Regions from separate parts of the Mus musculus genome. Here region 1 is linked to region 2. The links are chromatin loops, found by intact Hi-C in ENCODE. Cell type or tissue: heart. All regions are shown on one strand.

The links. Hi-C counts contacts between places; a loop is a spot of excess contacts. Peaks named below come from ENCODE experiments on the same cell type or tissue, not always from the same donor. Only the 100,000 strongest peaks of a DNase experiment are listed, where the experiment ranks them.
Region 1: a loop joins it to region 2, with 4 times the contacts of the local background. A loop is called at or near these places in 8 of 42 quality-filtered maps.

Annotation. Positions count from the first base shown.
Region 1 is chr14:26,487,214-26,495,213 of GRCm38, reverse strand. All of the region lies in intron 1 of Slmap (sarcolemma associated protein), which reads left to right. Among named protein-coding and RNA genes, the nearest start is that of Gm24031, 6.4 kb to the left of the region's middle. In heart, a CTCF peak has its summit at 3,893 (motif pointing left); a DNase peak (open chromatin) is centred at 3,863.
Region 2 is chr14:27,026,120-27,034,119 of GRCm38, reverse strand. No RefSeq gene overlaps it. Among named protein-coding and RNA genes, the nearest start is that of Il17rd, 8.9 kb to the left of the region's middle. In heart, CTCF peaks have their summits at 2,798 (motif pointing left) and 4,147 (motif pointing right); no DNase peak of the experiment used is centred here; H3K4me3 peaks cover 329 bases; H3K27ac peaks cover 433 bases.

The DNA.
Region 1 (8,000 bases), 540 kb after region 2:
GTGAGTGATGGGAACAGAACTTGAGTCTTCTGTAAGCAACCAGTGTTCTTAACTGCTGAACAATCTCTCCGGCTGTCTGTTTATTTCTTGGTTGTGTATCTAAGCTGCAGAGGAAAACAAATAGAAACACTTTAAATTGTAGGCACAGGCTAGGAATGAAAGGCCTCTAATAGTTCAAGTAACAGCAAGAATTGATAATGGGCTCTCTGAAAAGAAACGATAAACAGCAAACCCTTTATTTTAAAGTGTTTAAAGTTTTAGTTACTATATTAGAGTCATTGAGGTAAGGTCTTAAAGGTATAAAGGTGAGAGGACAGGTATCTAGTTGTATTCTTGTATAGATGGAGATCCAGTTATCCCAGCACCAAGTGCTGAAGAGACTGTCTTTTCTCCAAAGCTTTCTTTGACACCTTTGTTAAAATGTAGTTGGCTGTAGATGCTTGGGCTTATTTCTGGCTCCTCTCTTCTGTTCCGTTAGTCCATGTGACTATCTTTTTCTAGTGTGGTGCTATTTTTGTTATTGGGTCTTTGTAATATAATTGAGGTCAAGTATTGGGATAAGTGCAGCATTGCTTTCTTCATAGGATTGTTTTGTCTGTTCAGGAACATTTGTACTTAAATGTGAGCTTCAGAAATTTTTTGTTTTCAAGTTCTATTTAGAATACCATTAAAATTTTGGTTTTGATTACACTGGCATATAGATTATGTTCATTAATGAAGCCAGTATTTTTTTATGAATCTGAGTTTGAGAAATCTTTCCATATTCCATTTTCTTCTTCAATTTCTTTAGTGTTTTTAACATACATATATCTGCTTATGTGTGGATTTGTGCCTCTGTGTAGTGTTCTGAGAGACCAGAAGAGGATATTGCATTCCCCGGCGCTGGAGTTAGAGGAGGTTGTGAACTGCCTGTTAGCTCTGGGAACCTAACTTGGGTCCTCTGCAAGAGTGGGTTGCATTCTTAACCATGGAGGCTTCTCTCTGGCCTCTTACAGTGTTTCGCAGTTTTTACTGCAGTTCTTTTACTTCTGTGGCTAGGCTTATCCTTAGGTACTTTATTCAGTGGGAAGATGTTGTGTGGATTTTTCCCTCTGATTTCTTTCTCAGCAAGTTTGTTACAAGTACATAGAAAAGTGGCTGGCCTTTGTGCTAATTTTATATCATGTTACTTTGCTGAAATTGTTTAAGATCTTCGAGTTTTCTGATGGAGTCTGGAGATACTTAAGTTTAAGGTCATAATATCTGCAAACAGGGATAGTTTGCCTTCTTTTCTTAGCTCTTGAAGACTTTAAGAGCTGTTTTAACAGGTATAGAGAGAGTGAGTACTCTTATCTAATTTTCATTTCAAGCAAATGCTCTCACTTTTCTCCTGTAACAGTGTTGGTTACGTGGTTAAGATGGGAGCGTTTATTATGTTGAGATATAGTACTCCTAGTACTGCGGCTTTTACCGTAAAGGGATGTTGAACTTTGTCAAAGGCCTTTTGAGGATCTATTGTTATGTGATTTTTGTTTTTTAAATTTTGAGATCATGAGCTAGATTAATATTGATTTGTGTGTGTTGACCCATCCTGTCATCCGAGAAATAAACTCCATTTGGTCTTGGTATATGACCTTTGAAATGTGTTCTTGAATTTAGTTTGTAATTATTTTATTGAATATTTAGGCTTTTTATTTATAGTACATGTGTGTGTGAGTACATGCCTGCCATGATTTATAGTACATGTGTGTGTGAGTACATGCCTGCCATGATCTGTATGTGGAGTTGGTTCTTTTCCACCTTTTTGTCTGTTCTGGGAATCAAACTCAGATTTCAGGCTGGTGGAAAGTACTATTTTTTTTTTTTAATTTTTATTTCATGTGCATTGATGCTTTGACTGTAGGTATGTCCGTGTAAGAGTACCAGAACCCCTGGAGCTAGCGTTACAGACAGTTGTGAGCTGCTGTGAGGGTGCTGGAATTTAAACCCAGGTCCTCTGGAAGAATAGCCAGTGCCCTTAACTGCTGAGCCATCTCTCCATCTGTACTTTAAATATTTAAAAATTATTTTATTTTTTAATTCATATGGGTGTGTTGCCTGCGTGTAAGTCTGTGCACCATGTACATACTTTGTGCCTGAGGAAGCTAGCAGAGGGTTTCAAATATCCTAGAGCTGGGGTTACAGATGGTTGAGAGCTGTGGTGTGGGTCCTGGAAATTAAAACCCAGGTCCTCTAAAGAGTATCTAGTACTCTTTAATTGCTGAGCCGGCTCTCCATTCCCTGGAGAGCATCTTTACTTGCTGAGCCATTTTACTACTGCTCTTTATTGAGAATTGTTACATCCATGTTTCTGGGAGTTTAGTCTGTGGTTTTCTTCTCTCTCTGTCTGTCTGTCTGTCTCTGTCTCTCTGTGTGTGTGTGTCTTTGTGTGTCTTTGTCTGGTTTTTGGTATTGAGGTACTAATAGCTTTATAGATGGAGTTTGTAGTATCCTTTCCCTTTCCTGTTGTATTTTATGGAATAGGATAAGGAACATTGATGTCAGGTCTTTAATGGTCCAGTAGCATCCAGCAGTGAATCTGTACCATCCTGGACTTTTGTTGTTGTTGAGAGACTGTTATTTCTTCAATCTGTTATTTGTTATAGCCAGGGTAGGATGTTGGTGTTTTCTGTCACTTCTGCCTTAATCATTTGAAATAAATCTCTCCTTGGCAGAGTTCACTAATTAATTAATTAGTTAATTAATCTGGATATGCTGATGGCCAGCAAGTCCCAGGAACCCTCTGTCCTTTTTCCTCCAGCATTAAGGTTTTAGGCATGCATGGCTACACCAGTGTAGCCCTGATGTTGGAGATCCAAAGTCAGGCCCTCATGCTTGCTACGTGGCAGGCGTGTTAGTGACTGAAACACCTCCGTAGCTTTCTCTGTAGAGTTTGTAGATTTCATCCCTCTTTTCATCTTTAATTTTGTTAGTTTTCTCTTTTATCAGTTTGGTTAGGGGGATTATTAGTCTTACATAAGTAAGTAAATGTGTATGAGTGTGTGAGATGCATGTGTGTGAGAGATGCATGTGTGTGTGTGAGAGAGATGCATGTGTATATATGTATGTGTGTGTGATGCATACGTGTGTGTGTGTGTGTGAGAGAGAGATGCATGTGTGTGTGCATTGCCTTCCTTTATCACGCATCCCATTTATTTATTATTGTATGTGTGCATGATGTATGAATGTTTGGCTATGCCATAGCATATGTCCAGAAGTCAGTTCAATGTTGGCTCTCTTCCTGTATCTTTCTCTACTTTTATTTAGTTTTATTTCTTTAATTTTCTTTTTTAAACGTGAGGATTAGAGAGATGGCTCACCAATTTAGAGCACTTGTTGCTTTTTCAGAGGATCAGGTTCACAACTGTCATAACTCCAGTTTCAGGGGATCTGATATCTTCTTTTGACTTATTGGGCACTAAATACCCATGTGATGTACACATAAAAATCTAAAAATGATTTTTAAATTGCACTTTATTCTCTCTCTCTCTCTCTCAGTGTGTGTGTATGTGTGTGTGTGGGTGTGTGTGTGTGTGTGTGTGTGTATGTGTGTTTGTGTAGATAGAAGCTGTGAGATACATATGGAGGCCAGAGGACAGTTTGTTGGAGTTGGTTCCTACCATGTAGGCCTGGGAATAGACCTTCAGGATTGGTGGCAAGCACCTATATATTCACTAAGTTATCCTCACTCAACTTTTGTTCTTTAAGATGGGGTCTTTCACTGAACCAGGAGCTCACTGGTTAACTAGTCTGCCTGGCTGGTGCCTTCCCTGCTGGCTCTATGTGGACTTGCTCAGGCTCCAAACTGTGGTCTGCCAGTGCTGCCTTCACCATTTCACCTTTGGTTCGTTGTATACCAGTGGCCTCTGCTGGTCACAGTTAACATTACAGTCTGTGGGTTGTCAAGAGTTCTAGTTTAGATCCCCAGTCAGTTTATGCTTCAGGAATGGGTTGTGCCCCCAGTGCACTGGAAGTCTGGGGAGGGAGCAAGAGCAGCACTTGAGGACTTGTTACTGTGCTTTGACAGTCTGCTAAAGAGCTTCGTGGGTATAGCTGCTCTGATAGTTCTAGGAGATACATTCTCACAGTTAACTGAAGGTTCGCCTGGTTTTTATAGTCGTTACACCCTCTCTTCTACTATGATCACTGAGCCTTGAGTGGAAGAATTGTATTATAGATGTATCAGTTGGATCTGGGCACCACATGATCTCTTGTTCTCTGTACTTGAGGTTTTCTGGAATGGTCTCTGTCTGTTACAAAGAGAATTTTTTTTGATGAGGTTCATAAACTACACTTATGGTTATAAGGATAAATATTTAGAGTTTTGTTGGGGATTAGGCTGATTTAGTGAAGTGGTAATTGTAGGTTCTCTCCCAAGATCCACTTGACTATCCCTGCCTTGGTAGTTAGCTAGGTTTCTAGTATCTGCCAGGGTTTCCTTCTTGTCGAGCAGGTCGGCATTTCTTTCTTTCTTTATTTAAACAATTTTAAAAAGATTTATTTATTTATTTAATGCTTATGAATACACTGTTGCTGTCTTCAGACACACCAGAAGAGGGCAAAAGATCCCATTACAGATGGTTGTGAGCCATCATGTGGTTGCTGGGAATTGAACTCAGGACCTCTAGAAGAGCAGTCAGTGCTCTTAACCACTGAGCCATCTCTCCAGCCTCATTGAGCAGTTCTTAAGTGCATTTAGAGAGCTGTTGGATACCACCAAGTGGTATACTTCTCTTGCAGCAACTTTTAGGGTTATCATGCCATGCTGACCATTGTTCTGGTACATAGGTCTCATAGTGGCTGCCCAAACAAAACCTGAACAACAATGATACCACTAGACATGCTAACATGGAAGGGGAGAGCTCAAGGAACCTCAACTATAGACAAGAAACTATAGGCAACTAAGGAGTACTAAAAGCAGGAGAAATAATCTTCCTTAAAGAAGAGATGCAGTTTGGTGATCCAGTACCCAAGTGGTCACCTCTGAAATCATATACATACAAGTAATATTATATGGATAGAACATGTTGTATTTATATGCTAATTAATACACACATACCACCACCACTGCCACCAATTAAAGAAAAAAGCCATAAATTAGAAAGCAAGGGGGAAGGAGGTAGGGGAAGGGTGAAATGATGTAAATATATTACCAATTAAAACATAAAAATTATTATGAAAAATAAAAACAAATCTTAAAAGAACCCATCTGTTAAATAGTGTTGGGTGTAGTGGCTGTGCTTTTGATTCCAGCATTTGGGAAGCACAGGCAGTTGGACCTAAGTGAACTTGAGGCCAGCTAAAGCTATCTGGTGAGGTCGTCTCAACAGTACAATAATTAAATCTCTTAAAGCTCAGTGACTCCCAGTGCACTGGGGGCACAACCCCTTCCTGAAGCATAAACTGCCTGGGGATCTAAGATCTAAACTAGAACTCTCGACAGCCCCCAGACTGTAATGTTAACTGTGACCAGGTTCTGTTTGAGGAAGCCTGTGGATGTACAGTGGCCCACTGTAGTTGCAGAGTGTTTAATGTCTGCTTCTTACAGTTTTTCCACACCCGATTCTTTGTCACTTGAGAAATTTGTATGTGACTATGGGTATGTAAGCATCTAGAATCAATATGTAAATCAAACATTTACTTGGAATAAATAATAAAAATAATTTAAAATAAGTCTGTGATATATATAATATAGATATATATAATTTTGATATTTATTGGTTGAAAGCAGAATTATATAATAGCACAGCTATGGTTGTTTATTTTTATGTATTATGTCTGAACATTTGATAACACTTACAAAATCTTCAAGATTTTTTTACAGAATGGTTCGGTATTTTGATTTTATAATCATGAATAGAATACCACTTATAAATATATAGGACAAAATGGCAGAAATATGTTTGAGGTTATTTCATAAATCATTCAGAAAGTTTTGTCCTACTCCCAAGGCAAAATAACATATTTTTGTGAATTTGAAATCAGAAGTACAAACAAAGGCTTTTAAAATCAAACTTTTTAACCTAATATACTCCAGAGATATCCAAATTTGATGCTTCCATGTTAAGAAATAGCAGTAGTAAAATACTTAAAGGTCTTTGTTTTCTGTAATTAAACAATTGTGTTTCTATGAGGGCGAGCTATTTGGGTTTTTGTTTGTTTTTGTTTTTTTCAAGACAGGGTTTCTCTGTATAGCCCTGGCTGTCCTGGAACTCACTCTGTAGACCAGGCTGGCCTCGAACTCAGAAATCCACCTGCCTCTGCCTCCCAAAGTGCTGGGATTAAAGGCGTGCGCCACCACTGCCCAGCTGAGGGCGAGCTATTTGTATGTGAAGCTCCTACACTGGTCCTGAGCACAAGCCAAGTGTTCCCAGCAGGGTATAATCGCTTTGCATGTTGTGATGGCATGTCAGCACAAAGAACCAGGACTGCCATGAAGTCATGTGCTGTGGGAGCACGTGCTGCCAGAAATACTCCAGATTCATTCATAGTTGTTTTTCAAAGTTAATTTTTGGTTGTTGCACTTTCAGAAAGCCTTAACTGTTGCCATGGGGATCACAACTCACAGTTTAAGAACTTGTGCTCTATAGCAATGAGCCTCTTGGCAGGTGGGTGGTTCCAGAAGTTGAGTCCCTGGCTCCAGGCAGCGATTGGAGGCATGGAAGATGATTAAGGTCAGCCCCTAACCATCTGTGACGGATCACTTCACCCTGTCTGATCACTGCCTGAGCGGAGCCTCCTGTTGCCTGAAGGCCCAGCCTGCACTCTGACACTGCTGTTTGTCTTACCCTGGGGCTGTGAGGTTGACTTCAACCCTGCTCTTTATGCTTGGTACTTCTCAGGCCATCCAGGGTAACTCAGCTTTAGAGAATGGATTCTCTCAAGGTGGCACAGGCCAAGCAGCCCCGGAGAGACACAGCCAGGGACACAATTGGGCAGCTCTGAAGTGCCCCAAACCCTGGACCTGGGGCTGTGAGGGCTGTAGGCTTGTTCTTTGGGAGGATCACTGTCTTCTGCCTCACCAGGGCTGTCTGCCGCACCCTTGAGGCCCGTGTGCACCCCCACCCCCACTGGCACACCCCTTGTTCTTTGTGTCTCCACATCTCAGTTTCTCAGCTCCTTTCAGCTGTCTCTCTTTACTATTTCCCATTGCTCTTTCCTTCATTGTGATAGTGTTTGCTTTTATTATACTGGCTCTCTTCGGACACCAAGTCGCACACAAATGGCTTTAATCTGCAGTTTTACCCTGACGTTAGGTTGCTGTTCTGTGTCTGAAGGTTCGTTGTTGAGTTTTTGTGTTAGGAAGCTGCCTGCTGATTCCACCCTCCTCTGAGTGTTTACAAGCAGAGGTGCTGTGCTCCTTCAAATGCCTTTTCTGCGTAGATTGAGACGGCTGTGAGGTTCTCCCTTTCTATTAGTGCATAACGTTGGCTGACTTATGTCTTCTGAGGTGGCATGTAGCATTGATTACTTTTCTTACGTGGCACTGCTTGTGATAGGCAAATCACACTTTTTAAACAGTAAAAGTTAGTTACTTTTCTAACTTAGGTGAGTTCTGCATTAGTCCTTCATGTCACTTTCGGAGAGGTTAAAATACACAGTAATCTGTGATTACGGTCTGATCTGCTCCCTCCGGAGTCAGGTACCAAGCAAGGTTCCATTCTGGGAATGCATACTGGTGCTGTCCAGATTTCTGCTGTTCTGGAGGGTAGGCAGACCAAGGGTGAGTGATACCATTCGTTTTCTTACTGATTTTCAGAACCCCTTTCCTTTCCTTTCCCTTTCCCTTTCCCTTTCCCTTTCCCTTTCCCTTTCCCTTTCCCTTTCCCTTTCCCTTTCCCTTTCCCTTTCCCTTTCCCTTTCCCTTTCCCTTCCCCTTCCCCTTTCCCTTTCCCTTACCCTCCCCCTTCCCCTTCCGCTTCCCCTTCCGCTTCCGCTTCCCCTTCCCCTTCCCCTTCCCCTTCCCCTTCCCCTTCCCCTTT
Region 2 (8,000 bases):
TACAATTGTTGAAGCCAGAACCTTAATGCAATATATGACATAGTTATCCACAGATTTTAGAGCGTCATCATTGTTCCGGCTGTTTCAGTAAAAAAGAAAGTAAAAAAAATCTAGAGTAAGCAGAGCAGTGGTGGTGATCCCAATACGTGGAGGCAGAACCAGGCAGGTCTCTGTGAGCTTGAGGCTAGCCTGGTTTACAGAGCAAGTTCCAGGACTGCCAGGGCTACACAGAGAAACACTGTCTAGAAAACAAACCAAAAGCTGGACGTGGTGGTGCACGCCTTTAATCTCAGCACTCGGGAGCCAGAGGCAGGAGGATTTCTGAGTTCAAGGCCAGCCTGGTCTACAGAGTGAGTTCCAGGACAGCCAAGGCTACACAGAGAAACCCTGTCTCAAAAAACCAAAACAAAAAACAAAAAACAACAAAAAAAAATCACCACCACCAACAGAGAAAGATCAAGTTTAATGAGGAAAGACACCAGACATTGATCTTTGGTTTACAAAAGAGCATCTGCACACACAAGCACATATGCACACACCAGACATTACCTATCTATCTATCTATCTATCTATCTATCTATCTATCTATCTATCTATCTATCTATCTATCTGCCTATCTATCTGTTTATCTATGAAAACATAAAAAGTATAGTATTGAATGAATTCCAGTATACTTCATACCCAGTTTTCCCTATAAGATCCCCACCTCCAGTGCTGGGTATGAAGCTCCGGGCTGCCTGGTAGAGATAAGCTACGAAACCTCTAAGAATGAACCCCGTGTTTCATCCTGGCCTCTATTGTTGATATTGCTATGACATATTTGCTCTGTTGTTTTGTTTATTTGTTGTGTTTGGTTTTTCAGTGCCGAAAAGATGGAACCCAGGGCCTCAAACATTAGGCTAGATATGTATTCTACCGAACCCCATAGGTCCTAGAATTGATGAATTCATGTGCTTTCAAACACCTGCCCCCCTCGTGTGTGTGTGTGTGTGTGTGTGTGTGTGTGTGTAGATCAGAGGCAAACCCTCTGGAGTCAGTTCTTCCATCCATCACGAATGTCCATCACAAAGGATGGAGGGCACATTTACTCACTAAACTGTCTCCCCCGTGCCAGCTTTCCAAGTTTTTAAGTGAGGCTACTTTCTGTTTCACAATCAAGACTCCACAGTACATTTAGTTATCTGACTTTATTAGGCTGCTCCTTGTTGTGACTGTTTCTCAGACTTTCTGTTTGGCGACCTTAAGGGTTTTTTGAAGAGTGCACATTAGATGTTTTGAGGACTAGCCTCAAAGCGCATTGTCTAAAGTGGGCTGAAGGTTTCCAACCGGGGACCAGAGCATTGAAATGCACGCCCAGTCCAGAATACCACCTTGTGTTCAATCACCATCTCTTCAGACTTCTCCGATTTATCCATGTCTTTCAGTCTTTGTATTTTCCCTGCCTAGCTCTTGAATAAACCATTTCTCCAAGAATCTATGACTCCTGTATTGAGTCTCACACTTATACACTATGTTCTAGCTGTATGCCTTGCTACTAGAAATCTCACCACTCCTAGGCCTTCTCAGGGTATATTACAGGATATATATTTATGTCTGTTAATGTATGCATATATGTATTTATTTACATGTACATAATTTATCTACTTCTCTTTGCATGTATATATGTACCTCGAGTTCCTTAAATAATCTGAATTCTAATCTAATACCACAGGTTCATTGTAGCCTTTCATTCTATCTCATCATTTTTTTCTTGCCATAAGGAGATATTTGTCTTTTATAATTCACAACACAGTCTACCAGCACCATAACATATCTGGGGGTTTACAGAGCAATGTATTAAGCCAAATCAGACATCCTCAAATCATTGCATCTAATTAGGAAGTCATTTCCCAGGAAGGCAAGCTCAATGGGGAGTGCCCAGGGAATTCCCTGGTGTTATGACATATCTCCATGAGGCAGATGACCTAACTGAAACTTGGAGAGGTTTACTGCAAATGCACTATAATGTTTCAAAGACTGTGCCATAGATACAGTGTGTCTTTGGAATTAGGGATTGTTACTGGTGCCGGTTTCCCTCGAATCACTCTGCCAATCAGTAAGTGGAAGCAGTTTCTCCCCATCACACCTATTAACTCTCTGAAATCATTTTTGCTTTTCTTTCCTTCTCTCTTTCTTTCTTTCTTTCAAGATTTATTTATTTTATATGTGTGAGTACACTGTCACTGTTGCTGTCTTCAGACACACCAGAAGAGGGCATCAGATCCTATAAGAGACGGTTATGAGCCACCATGTGGTTGCTGGGAATTGAACTCAGGACCTGTGGAAGAGCAGTCAGTGCTGAGCCATCTCTCCAGCCCCGTTTTTGCTTTACTTTCCAGTAAATTTGAAATCTGCTGGCCTAGAGATCTTAATCTCAAAGGGAGTCTAGTGATGACTCCATTGGATTGAAAGGTCAGGCTGTCACAAGGCCATTTTGCCACTGAAAGGCATTTCTTTCTTGGCTGGAGTGACTGATCCCTAATTCAAAGGGGAATTTAGTGTTTCTCACAGCAGGGGCAAAGATCATGATCTCTGGAATTAGGGACTCTTGGGTACAGCACTCAATATTTCCATGACCGCTGAAAATGTTAATAGAAACTTAGCAACCAAAAATGGCAGAGCCAAGGCTGGATACACGGCTTAGCCATTAAGAGCACTGATTGTTCTTCCAGAGGATCAGGTTTAACCGCCAACATCTACAAGGTAGCTCACAACTGTCTCTAACTCCAGTTCCAGGGGATCCAGTGCCCTCTTCTGGCAGGTTTGGGAACTGCAGGTATGTGGTACACAGCCGTACATATAGACAAAACACCTATAGCTTAACATTATGTATGTATGTATGTATGTATGTATGTATGTGACCAAGCCCACTCAGTCAGTCAACAGGTTTTCCAGCTCAGGAGTGAGGATTAAAAAGAAGAAAGATAGTTAGACAACATTGTAGCATGACCCCAGTCAACTCTGAGACTGAAGGCAAATTTAATTTTCCCAATCCATGTTTTATACCTTTTTAATTACATGCACGTATTCAGGGCAAGTAGTACAAAGAGGGCTCAAGCAAGACAATAGTCAAGGAACAAGCAAGCCAATAAACACAAAGCCCCATGATCACTCCGGTGATCACTGTTTCTAAGGATGATCAAGATATCTGAGCCTACTTCTTTGTTCTACTCTAAAACCAGATTCTTACTGCCTTGTCCTTGGCCAATGTCAGGTCCCTGTCTGGACTTACTTCTTTGTCATGGCCTAATGTCAGATTCCTGCCAAGCGGTACCCCAAAAGGTTCTCCATATGTATGTATGTGTGTATGTGTGTATGTTTGTGTGTGTGTGTGTGTGTGTGTGTGTGTATGTATGTGTATTGAAAAGCAGGACTACTGGGTATTCAGAGTTTGGGGAATTGAGGTTTGAGTCTGTTCATCAATTAAAGAGTTCCAACCAGGTTCCAACCATGGGGACACATCTTTTAATCCTAGCACTTGGGAGGCAGAGGCAGGCAGATTTCTGAGTTTGGGGCCAGCCTGGTCTACAGAGTGAGTTCCAGAACAGCCAGGGCTACACAGAGAAACCCTGTCTCGAAAAACAAAACAAAACAAAAATTTAGTCCTTTGTGGGTAGGGTTGGGGGAGGGGTTGAAACAGGGTCTTAATGTAGCTCACACTGGCCTTGAACTCACTACGTAGCTGCCTTGAACTCCTGATGCTTCCTTTATCTCTGAGATGCTGGGATTCCAGATTTGCATCTCCGTGCCTGGCTTTAGTTTAGATTTTAAATAACCGGTGGGACAGTGACTAATTAATATAGCTAGCAATACATACAATTGCTGTTGGGACTGCTTGTTTGTTTTGGAAAGAGCTTCTCGCAAAAGATGAGGGCATCTTCATTCCTGCAATGGCTGTGTCCTATTAGGTGGAGTCATAGACCTTCGGACGTGTGAGAGGAACACACGGAAGGCGAGTACTCTAAGGGAAGTGCTTATACTAGTTATCAGTTTGTTGCCTCTTAGGTTCAAAATTCACCCATCATTAACCGTTAGGCAAAACTGAATGAAGCTGGTCTCCCGTTTTCCTTTGTCAGCTAGCGTTATACTGTACTTGTCAGTAGAGGGCGATAAAGAGACGCCACACGAAGAAAAGCACGCTCTTGCTGAAGCGTTCCTGCAATCTAGCGGGTCCTTCAAGGCCTCTTCTCCAGCGAGTTCTCCATCACCACTGGGTGGCTTTTCCAGCTCCTGAAGTGGAGGCTGGTTCTATAATATCCAGCTCTGCTACGTATGCAGCATTCCCCATACCAGATTTTACAAAAGCTGCCTCTTGCAATGCACAGCAGCCAGAAGTGCCAGTAGCCAGAGCCTCTCTCGTTCTCAGTGGCTCTCAAGATAGCACAGTGTCAAAGCAAGTTCTCTGTCACCCAGGGAAGCATGGCTGCCCTCCCCAGATCCAGGTTTCTGCTCTGGCAGAGGGGATCTACTTTGGGTTGTTTTTCTCAGCCCTAAGCAGTAGCTGTTGCTTTTCTTGTTTTCTTTTGAGAGGAAGAGGGCTTTAAGACTCAAAATCTTCCTGCTTTATTTTCCTAACTGCAGGGCTTACAGTTGTATCCTGCAACCTTCCTTTTTGTTTGTTAGTTAGTTAGCTAGTTAGTTAGTTTGTTTGATTTTTTCAAGACAGGGTTTCTCTGTGTAGCCCTGGCTGTCCTGGAACTCACTCTGTAGACCAGGTTGGTCTCCAACTCAGAAATTCTCCTGCCTCTGCCTCCCAAGTGCTGGGATTAAAGGCGTACACCGCCACTGCCGGACTACAACCTTCTTTAAAAATATATTCTAATCTTTTTTTCTGAGAATTTCAATTATATACCCTTAAGGGTTCCCTCTATTTATTACTTACCAGTTCCTCCTTTTTCTTATTTCTTATTTTAGTCATTAGTTCCTTGTATTATTTTTTTCCTGTTTAAATCATGTGGCTTCTGTCTACTAATTGGACCCAGACTAGTCTGTACCTGAGATAATTCCAGAATTGCTCAGTGGCTCCCCAGTGAGAGCTCTGGGGAGAAATAAACCTGAGTTAGGAAGGTGTAAGAAAGACTTCAGTACCCTGGAGCCCCCATTCGCTTTGAGATCGTGCATACAGCACACTCCACCTCCCTTGTTGTAACACACGCAGCAGCCTAGTTCCTTCTCCCTGTGTGCACATACCCCTCTCCAAACAACTCACTTAGCATCTTCAGAAGCCCCTTAAAATCTCACCTATGTCAGAGATACACTTCCTCCCATCTCTGAACAGTGTATGAGTTCCCCCGTCACTTACAACGATCAAAGTAAGGCAGCTTCTATTCAAGCATATCCCTAATATCCAAATATAAAGAATGTAAGGGCTAAGCCGGCCTGACCTGATTTTGAGTGCTTAGGCAGTGAGCAAAACTGCGCTCTGTAGTAGAGAGAATCCCCCATTTCCCACCCTAACACACATAATTGGGCATGCATATGATTACAATTAAAGGTATTATGGGAAGGGCTGAACACATAACCCAGACTATCAACTGAAATAGAGAAGCCTAGAAACCATCCCTCATTCTCTTGAGCCACCTAAAAAGAAGGCTGGAACAATAACACAGCCCTGGATACTCCTGCTCACGGGGCTCCACGTCTGTCTTGATTGTATATCTTTCCTTGACCTATATTATCTCTTTGCTCCAAATAAAATTATCTTGCCTTTTTTTGCAAATCTATGTGAGCCCTCACTTCTAGTTCTTTAGCTAAGAGGCCAAAAGCCTGGAAACACCCAACCCAGACGCTACCACTGGTGACAAATTTAGCTACACTACCACAACAGTCCTGCTCCATCTTTGGCGATGTTTTAGCTTCCCATGAGCATATGCTAAAGACATGCTTTATCACTGAGCCACACCTACCCTCAAGCCTCTTTTAAGAGAATGTTATCCGTGCTGGGTGGTGGTGGCAAACGCCTTTAATCCCAACACTTGTGAGGCAGAGGCAGAAGGATTTCTGAGTTCGAGGCCAGCCAGGGCTACACGAGAAACCCTGTTTCAAAAAGAGAGAGAGAGAGAGAGAGAGAGAGAGAGAGAGAAGGTTATTCCACTCATGAGGGCTCACCCTCAGGAACTAATGTTCCCAAAGGCCCACCCACTCTTGTCACTGTTTCCTTGTCAATTAGGGGTTTGACATAATGAAAGACTCCGAGAGGAGCCCCTCGCTCAGGCCTCAGGACAATAGCAGACACCCAAGAACTCACGACAGACCGAGCTTGTTGCAAACCACATGAGGCTTTATTTGGGGAAAGCCAGAGCTCTGGGGACGACTCATATCCCACGCAGGGGTAGAGGAGTCGTCCTCGAGGGGAAAGAGTTCCCAGTTTTTATAGGCCCTCAGGGGGGAAAGGAGAAGGGGGAGATTAGGGGATTTCCCAGATCTAAACAATGTCTGTTCTCAAGAAATGAGTATGGGAGGGGTACAAGGAAAGAGTCTAATGAAGGTGCAGCAATGGGCACACACCTGGTCAGAACTTTGGCAGACACACAGGTTCAAGGAGTGGCCAGAGCATTGTGCACCTCTATTTTTCTAAATCAGTGAAGCTAGTTCTGCTAACACTGACGTCTATCTTGCCAATTTCAGGGCTTCTGTGTCCTTTTACATTCTGCCAGGATCTTTCAATACAAATCTGGGTGAGGGCTAACAGATATTAGGTCTATACAGTAACATTATTGCTATTAGTGTGAAAAATAAAAGAAACAATCTTGATGTCTGAAAGGAGGAAAGAAAGAAAGAAAGAAAGAAAGAAAGAAAGAAAGAAAGAAAGAAAGAAAGAAAGAAAGAAAGGAGAGAAAGAGAGAAAGAGAGAAAGAGGGAGAGAAGGAAAGGCCATGACTGTTACTAGGCATGGCGGAGGAGAAAGTTTACTATAGATGTGTGGAAGAGCATAGCCAGAGGCAGTTACATCTGGGAGAGTCCAGAGTGATCCCGACCCTGCCTGAACCATGTAGGAGAGGAGTGGGGGAGGGAGAGAGGGGAACCAAGTACAGCAGCCCAGAGGTCAGAGATACAAAAGGGGCGGGCAGCCAAATGTCTGGGTTATATATGGAAGAGCCTCTGTTGAAGGGCAGGTCATGTGCCACCCCCCCAAGTCCCCAACAGAAGGGACTGAGGGATGCTGGGAAAACCTGGAGGCCAGATCTACTCTGATATGTTAAATAGGCACCATGGCTGCTAGACCCCGGTATGACACTTGACAATGTCCATCATCAGAGACATTGCTGAGAGAACAGTGTGGAGAAGCTAACCAGGTAAAGACACAAATTGGGCTGCTTCCATAAGGCAGTGTGACAAGGACAATGGCAACAGCCTTTCCCCAGCATAAAATGTAAGACTTTGAAGTCCACATGGTTGTCATGTTGTCTGCTAATAAAACCAAACCGGTGTGAGTGAAGCTGCCCACGGCTACCTACTACCCACAGTTCATCACTGCACCTCTAGGACCCTGCTTCCCCGACCCACAGTCCACCACTGCCCCTCGAGAACGATGCTTCTCCGATGCACACGGTCAGCTTCCTCTCTGATTTCTGAGTCACAGTATGTCCTACTTGAGAACGACAGCTGATGGAGAACAGACCTCAGGTGTTTGGGGACCTCAGCTTTGCTTGGTCCCCAAACTTCAGGACTAAAAGGAGAAATAGATCATTGCCATGCTGGTTAACTAACCATACCGCTGAAGATAACTAGCAAACTTCTTTTTGGCTAGTGAAAAATAAACCGAAGAGCTTTAGCCTCTTATGCCATAAAAGAAAGGAAAATTAAGTTTGTAACAAGTCAGCCGGGCGTGGTGGCGCACGCCTTTAATCCCAGCACTTGGGAGGCAGAGGCAGGTGGATTTCTGAGTTTGAGGGCAGCCTGGTCTACACAGTGAGTTCCAGGACAACCAGGGCTACACAGAGAAACCCTGTCTCGAAATT